Linked DNA regions of Homo sapiens: region 2 is linked to region 1. Evidence: read pairs that join two places in POLR2A ChIA-PET (ENCODE). Cell type or tissue: HepG2. All regions are shown on one strand. Each heading gives the region's core, and the rest is flanking DNA. Links, peaks and the distances in the headings are about the cores only.

Evidence for each region. Peaks named below come from ENCODE experiments on the same cell type or tissue, not always from the same donor. Only the 100,000 strongest peaks of a DNase experiment are listed, where the experiment ranks them.
Region 2: POLR2A ChIA-PET joins it to region 1 with 7 read pairs; 4 of 35 experiments call an interaction of 5 or more read pairs at or near these places.

Annotation. Positions count from the first base shown.
Region 1 is chr12:64,749,480-64,752,400 of GRCh38, forward strand. The region is part of intron 2 of GNS (glucosamine (N-acetyl)-6-sulfatase); the gene reads right to left. Among named protein-coding and RNA genes, the nearest start is that of GNS, 8.5 kb to the right of the region's middle. In HepG2, for the core only: no CTCF peak of the experiment used is centred there; no DNase peak of the experiment used is centred there.
Region 2 is chr12:64,816,802-64,819,722 of GRCh38, forward strand. It overlaps a transcript of TBC1D30 not described here. Among named protein-coding and RNA genes, the nearest start is that of TBC1D30, 6.4 kb to the right of the region's middle. In HepG2, for the core only: no CTCF peak of the experiment used is centred there; a DNase peak (open chromatin) is centred at 1,610.

The DNA of each region.
Region 1 (2,921 bases), core at 156-2,655:
TTGACCTCGTGATCCACCCGCCTTGGCCTCCCAAAGTGCTGGGATTATAGGCGTGAGCCACCGTGTCTAGCCGATTTGACATTTTTAAAAAATGGTGAGGAGGAACATTCTCCACATGTACTAACTGACTGTGTTTATGTGAACGGTTTGTTCATATGCTTTGCTCATTTTTTTCCCCCAGGGCTGTCGGCCTCTTGTTACATAAGATTTAAGTTAAGGAAGAATTCAGTCATGTTACAAATACTTCCCATTTTTACTTTTGCCTTTTATTAGATGTTTGACTTCTTAAGTTTAAATTGGCAACTCTTAACTCTTTCTCTTTTTGTTTTCTGATCAATTTTATGGCCAGTACACAGTTTATCTTAATATTACATTTTAGCATCTGGTAGAGCAATTTTTTTTTTTTTTTTTTTTGAGACAGGGTCTTACTCTGTCACCGAGGATGGAGTACAGTGGTGCGATCTCAGCTCACTGCAACCTCCGCAACCTCAGGGTTAAGCAATCCTCCCACCCCAACTTCCCAAAGTAGATGGGACCACAGACGTGCACCACCATGCCTCTGTTTTTGTTGCTGTTGTTGGTTTGAGATGGAGTTTCGCTCTTGTCACCCAGGCTGGAGTGCAGTGGCACAGTCTTGGCTCACTGCAACCTCTACCTCCTGGGTTCAAGCAATTCTAATGCCTCAGCCTCCCAAGTAGCTGGGCTCATAGGCGCTCGCCACCACGCCCGGCTAATTTTTTGTATTTTTGGTAGAGATGGGGTTTCACCATGTTGGGTAGGCTGGTCTCGAACTCCTGACCTCAGGTGATCTGTCCACCTCAGCCTCCCAAAGTGCTGAGATTACAGGTGTGAGCCACCATGCCTGGCCCAATGCCCAGGTATTTTTAAGTATTTTTAGTAGATATAGGCTCTTGCCATATTGCCCAGGCTGGTCTCAAACTCCTGAGCTCAAGCAATCCACCTGCCTCAGCCTCCTAACATGCTGGGATTACAGCATGAGCCACTGTAATTTTTTAAAAAAATTACTTTGATTATTCTCATCTATTTATTATTCCAGATAACTTTTGGAATCACTTGAGTCTCAAATAATCTTGTTAGGATTACAACTAGAATAAACATTTTATTACATAATATTGTGTCTTAGCTGAGCACAGTGGCTCACACCTGTAATCCCAGCTATTTGGGAAGCTAAAGCAGAGGATCACTTGAGGCCAGGAGTTTGAGACCAGCCTGAGCAACAGAGTGAGACCCTGTCACTAAAAAAAAGTGGAAAAAAATTGGCCAAGTGTGGTGATGCATGCCTGTAGTCCGAGTTACTTGGGAAGCTGAGGCGGGAGGATCATCTGAGCCCAGGAGTTTGAGTTCAAGTCTTCAGTGAGCTACGTCACTGCACTCCAACATGGGCGGTAGAGTGAGACCCTGTCTCAAAAAAGAAAAAAAAGAAAGAAATGTATATAAAATGATGTGCATATCTACGTATCAAATATTTTTTATCTTACCACTCGCATCATTTTGTAAAATACATAGGTCATAGCCATTTCTGGCCCCAACCAGTTACTCTTAGAGAGTTTATAAATTATGAATGAGGCTGGGCATGGTGGCTCACACCTGTAATCCTAGCACTTTGGGAGACTGAGATGGAAGGATCACTTGAGCTCAGGAGTTCCAGACCAGCCCGGGCTACATAGTGAGTGAGACCTTTTCTCTGTCTTTATATAGAATAAAAAGAAATAATTATGAATGAGATATTTTGTCTCCCGCCTTCTATTTTTCTAACTGATTACATGGAAGAAAGTTATTAATTTTTATTTTTTCATTTTTATCTTGCTGAATTCTAGTGATTTTAAAGGGTTTTCAATAATTCTCCTGTGTTTCTTAGATAGAAAATCCAAACAAGCAGAAATAATTTTTCCAATATTTTTACCTCTTATTTCCATAAGACTTATGGCTATGACTAGACAGTCGGAACAACATTAAATGGAGCACTGTTTCATCCCTAACAGCAATGCCCTGAGTCTTTTACCTTATGTATTTGAAATAGGCATCATAGTCAGGATGTATTCTTATGATAGCTTATTACCAGGAAAGAATGCTAAAATTTCAGAGTACTTTCTCGTATCTATTGGGAAGAACATTCAATTTTCCTTCTTTCACTTACTTGTATCATGTTGGTAGACATATAATAACCAACATCATGTAGTATTTACTATAAGAAGTCAGGCATTGGCTGGGTGCGGTAGTTCATGCCTGTAATCCCAGCACTTTGGGAGGCCGAGGCGGGCAGATCACTTGAGGTCAGGAGTTCAAGACCAGCCTGGCTAACATGGTGAAACCCCATCTCTACTGAAAATACAAAAAATTAGCAGGGCATGGTGGTGGGTGCCTGTAATCTCAGCTACCCAGAAGGCTGAGGCAGGAGAACTGCTTGATCCCCAGAGGCCGAGGTTGCAGTGAGTCGAGATTGCGCCACTCAAAAAAAAAAAAAAAAAAAGAAGAAAGAAAAGAAAAAATAAGTCAGGCACTGATAGAAGTGCTCTACACCTATTAACTCAACCTCACAACAACTCTGAAGAAGATTTTGGTACTCCCTTTTATAAATGGGGAGGAAGAGGGCCAGAGAGGTTAAATAGTTTGTCCAAGGTCACACTGCTAGAAAAGAGGCAGAGAGGGTGTTCCAGACTAGGCAGTCTGGCTCCAGAGTCTGAGCACTTAAACATAACACTATGCTACTGTTCAAGGGATTCCCTGATAGTAGGCTACCCTTACATTCCTAGACTACCATTCACTTGGTTATGTACATGGTTCTTGAAAATGAATTGCTAATACTTTATTTTGAATTTCTGCATCTATATTTATGGGGTGTGTGTGTTGCTATTTGTCAGTTTTGGCTATTAGGGTTAATTGGGTTTTTACCAAGGAAA
Region 2 (2,921 bases), core at 253-2,752, 67 kb after region 1:
CTCCCTCCCTTCCTGCCTTTCTTCTTTCTTGCTTTTCTTCCTTCTATCAGGGTGTTGCTCTGTCACCCAGGCTGGAGTACAGTAGTGTGATCAGGGCACAATGCAGCCTTGAAATCCTAGGCTCTCAAGTGATCCTCCTGCCTCAGTCCACCAAGTAGCTGGGACTACAGGTGTGAGCCACCATGCCCAACAGAGCATTCTGAAATTTTGCTGACATCTGCCTCACCACAGCTCCCACTTAGCAGTTCTAACTTAGTCCTTTGGAGCAAACACAAAACTAATTTCACAGTTTCTACCAAGTGAGTGAGGGCACTAGAGGAGTATGCGGCGAAGACCTCAGTGGGGTATCCTGGCCAGTCAGACTCACCCTGTGGGTCAGAGTCTGGGTCCTGTGCTGGATAGACCTCTGGGATGACTGCTCACAGCGCCATTTTAGCCTCTAGTGCAGCAACAACAAGCACTAATCAAAGGACAGTATTGAGCGCCTGCTTTATGCCATGACTTTCATTATGTCATTTAATTCTCACCGTAACTCAAATATCATTATTCTAAAGATGAGGAAACTGAAACCCAGACATTAAGTAACTTGCTCAAGGACATAGAGGAAGCAAGTACTGGCATCAGAATTCTAACCTTTGTCTGCTGCGTTGCCTCCTGGAGGGTCTCACCAGGGGTGATGACCTGACCTGTGTCTCTTCACACGTCTCCTCATTGGAGCACACGTTCTACATTGTTTCTTCTGAATGAACTCAACCTGGAGAGCGAAGGCTTCCAGACCTGCCAAACCAACATTATTGTTGATTCCAATCTCTCTCCTTTTCCGGTACTTCCCTCTTGTCATCACCAAAATCAAGCATATTACATTCGAACTCATCACCCTTCTCCTGTCTAGGGACACATTTCTAAGTTAAATCTACCTCAATAGATATGAGAAACCTCTCCTTTCATACCTCTCCTCAACAGGGTCAAAAGAATCTTTGGGCCTGGCACATGGCTCATGCCTGTAATCCCAGCACTTTGGGAGGCCAAGGCAGGCGCGTCATTTGAGGTCAAGAGTTCGAGACCAGCCTGGCTAACATGGTGAAACCCCATGTCTACTAAAAATACAAAAATTAGCCGGGCATGGTGGCATGCACCTGTAATCCCAGCTACTCAAGAGGGTGAGGCACAGAAATCACTTGAACCCAGGAAGTGGAGGTTGCAGTGAGCCGACATCCCTCCACTGTACTCCAGCCTGGGCAACAGAGTGAGACTCTACCAAAAAAAAAAAAAAAAAATCTTAGAATGGCTTGGTGTAAGGTTGGGGAATCTCAGCTAAATGGTTCATCATGACCAGGTTAAACAGTTATTTCATCTTCTGCAGTGATGAGTGTGAGTCTTCCAGTTCTATTCCTGATGTGGAACTAAAGAGCTGAATAGCACAACTGTAAGAAGAGCATACATGAGCTTTGTCCTTGGCCTGTTTTCAGGTGAAATTTAGTAGCTCAATGAAATGGAGCTCTGGGAAAACATTGCAACATATATAATACTTAAGATGTAGCAAGAATGGTATCTCTCCAATTATTCACATAGTATTTTAAAGGACCTTTCACACAATCCTTGTGTCCTTGTCACTACTCACTCAGTAAACTGTAAACTATTTTTTTTTTTTTAGACAGTCTCGTGCTGTTGCCAGGCTGGAATGCTGGAATGCAGTGGCGCAATCCTGGCTCACTCAACCTCTGCCTCCCTGGTTCAAGTGATTCTCCTGCCTCAGCCTCACAAGTAGCTGGGATTACACGCACGTGCCACCACGCCCAGCTAGTATTTGTGTTTTTAGTAGAGACGGGGTTTCACCATGTTGGCCAGGATGGTCTTGATCTCCTGACCTCGTGATCTGCCCGCCTCAGCCTCCCAAAGTGCTGGGATTACAGGCGTGAGCCACTGCACCTGGCCAACTGTAAACTCTTTGAGGGTAGCGTATGTACTGTGTTCATAATTTTCTCTCTCATAGTTCTTAGTACCGTGCCTTTCCCACAGCATCTGATTAATGATTTTTTTCATGAATAAGTGAATGAATAAAAGAAATATAAAGGTGTCTTTATATGGTCAATATCAATCTAGCTCAAGTAGTAGTGAGTCAGTTTCGGTCATTTTGAAGCAAGAAAATACTTAACAGGAAATACCACGACAAGAAGAATACGATGAGATCTAAAATCTTTGGTTAGTTATGCATCTAAGGTTACATGGATCTGGCAGCAGAGTTTTAAGTACATTTCTGTATGACATTCTGAGTGTGATTTGGTGTTGGAATTTTAAAGCCTCTCTGTTCCATGCTTGATAGAGTCCTTTCTCAAAAATTAACAAAATACAAAAGCTACACCTGATTGTCTTAAAGGATGCCTGTATTTAAATAGAGAAGTTATTTTTATGACTAAGAAAAGAAAATCATATAAATAGAAAATGTCCCATGTAGGTAATGTGATCTGTCAAATAATTGTAGTTTTTTTCTTCCCCCTCAATTTCCTCCTGCTGCCCTGCCCCTTCATCTCTGTCATGAGGGGGAAACTGTTACAATGCTCATAGTCTGTGGACTCTGTCTTGGATAATGAATTGAAGGAACTACTTTTTTTTTTTTTTTTTTTTTTTTTTTGAAATGGAGTCTCGCTCTGTCACCCAGGCTGCCAGTGCAGTGGCATGATCTCGGCTCACTGCAAGCTCCGCCTCCCAGGTTCAAGCGATTCTCCTGCCTCAGCCTCCCAAGTAGCTGGGATTACAGGTGTGCGCCACCACACCCAGCTAATTTTTGTATTTTTAGTAGAGATGGGGTTTCACCATGTTGGCCAGGCTGGTCAGTCTCCCGAAGTGCTGAGATTATAGGCATGAGCCACTGCACTCGGCCTTGAAGGAACTACTTGTTAAGTCCCTACTTTAGTAGGTCT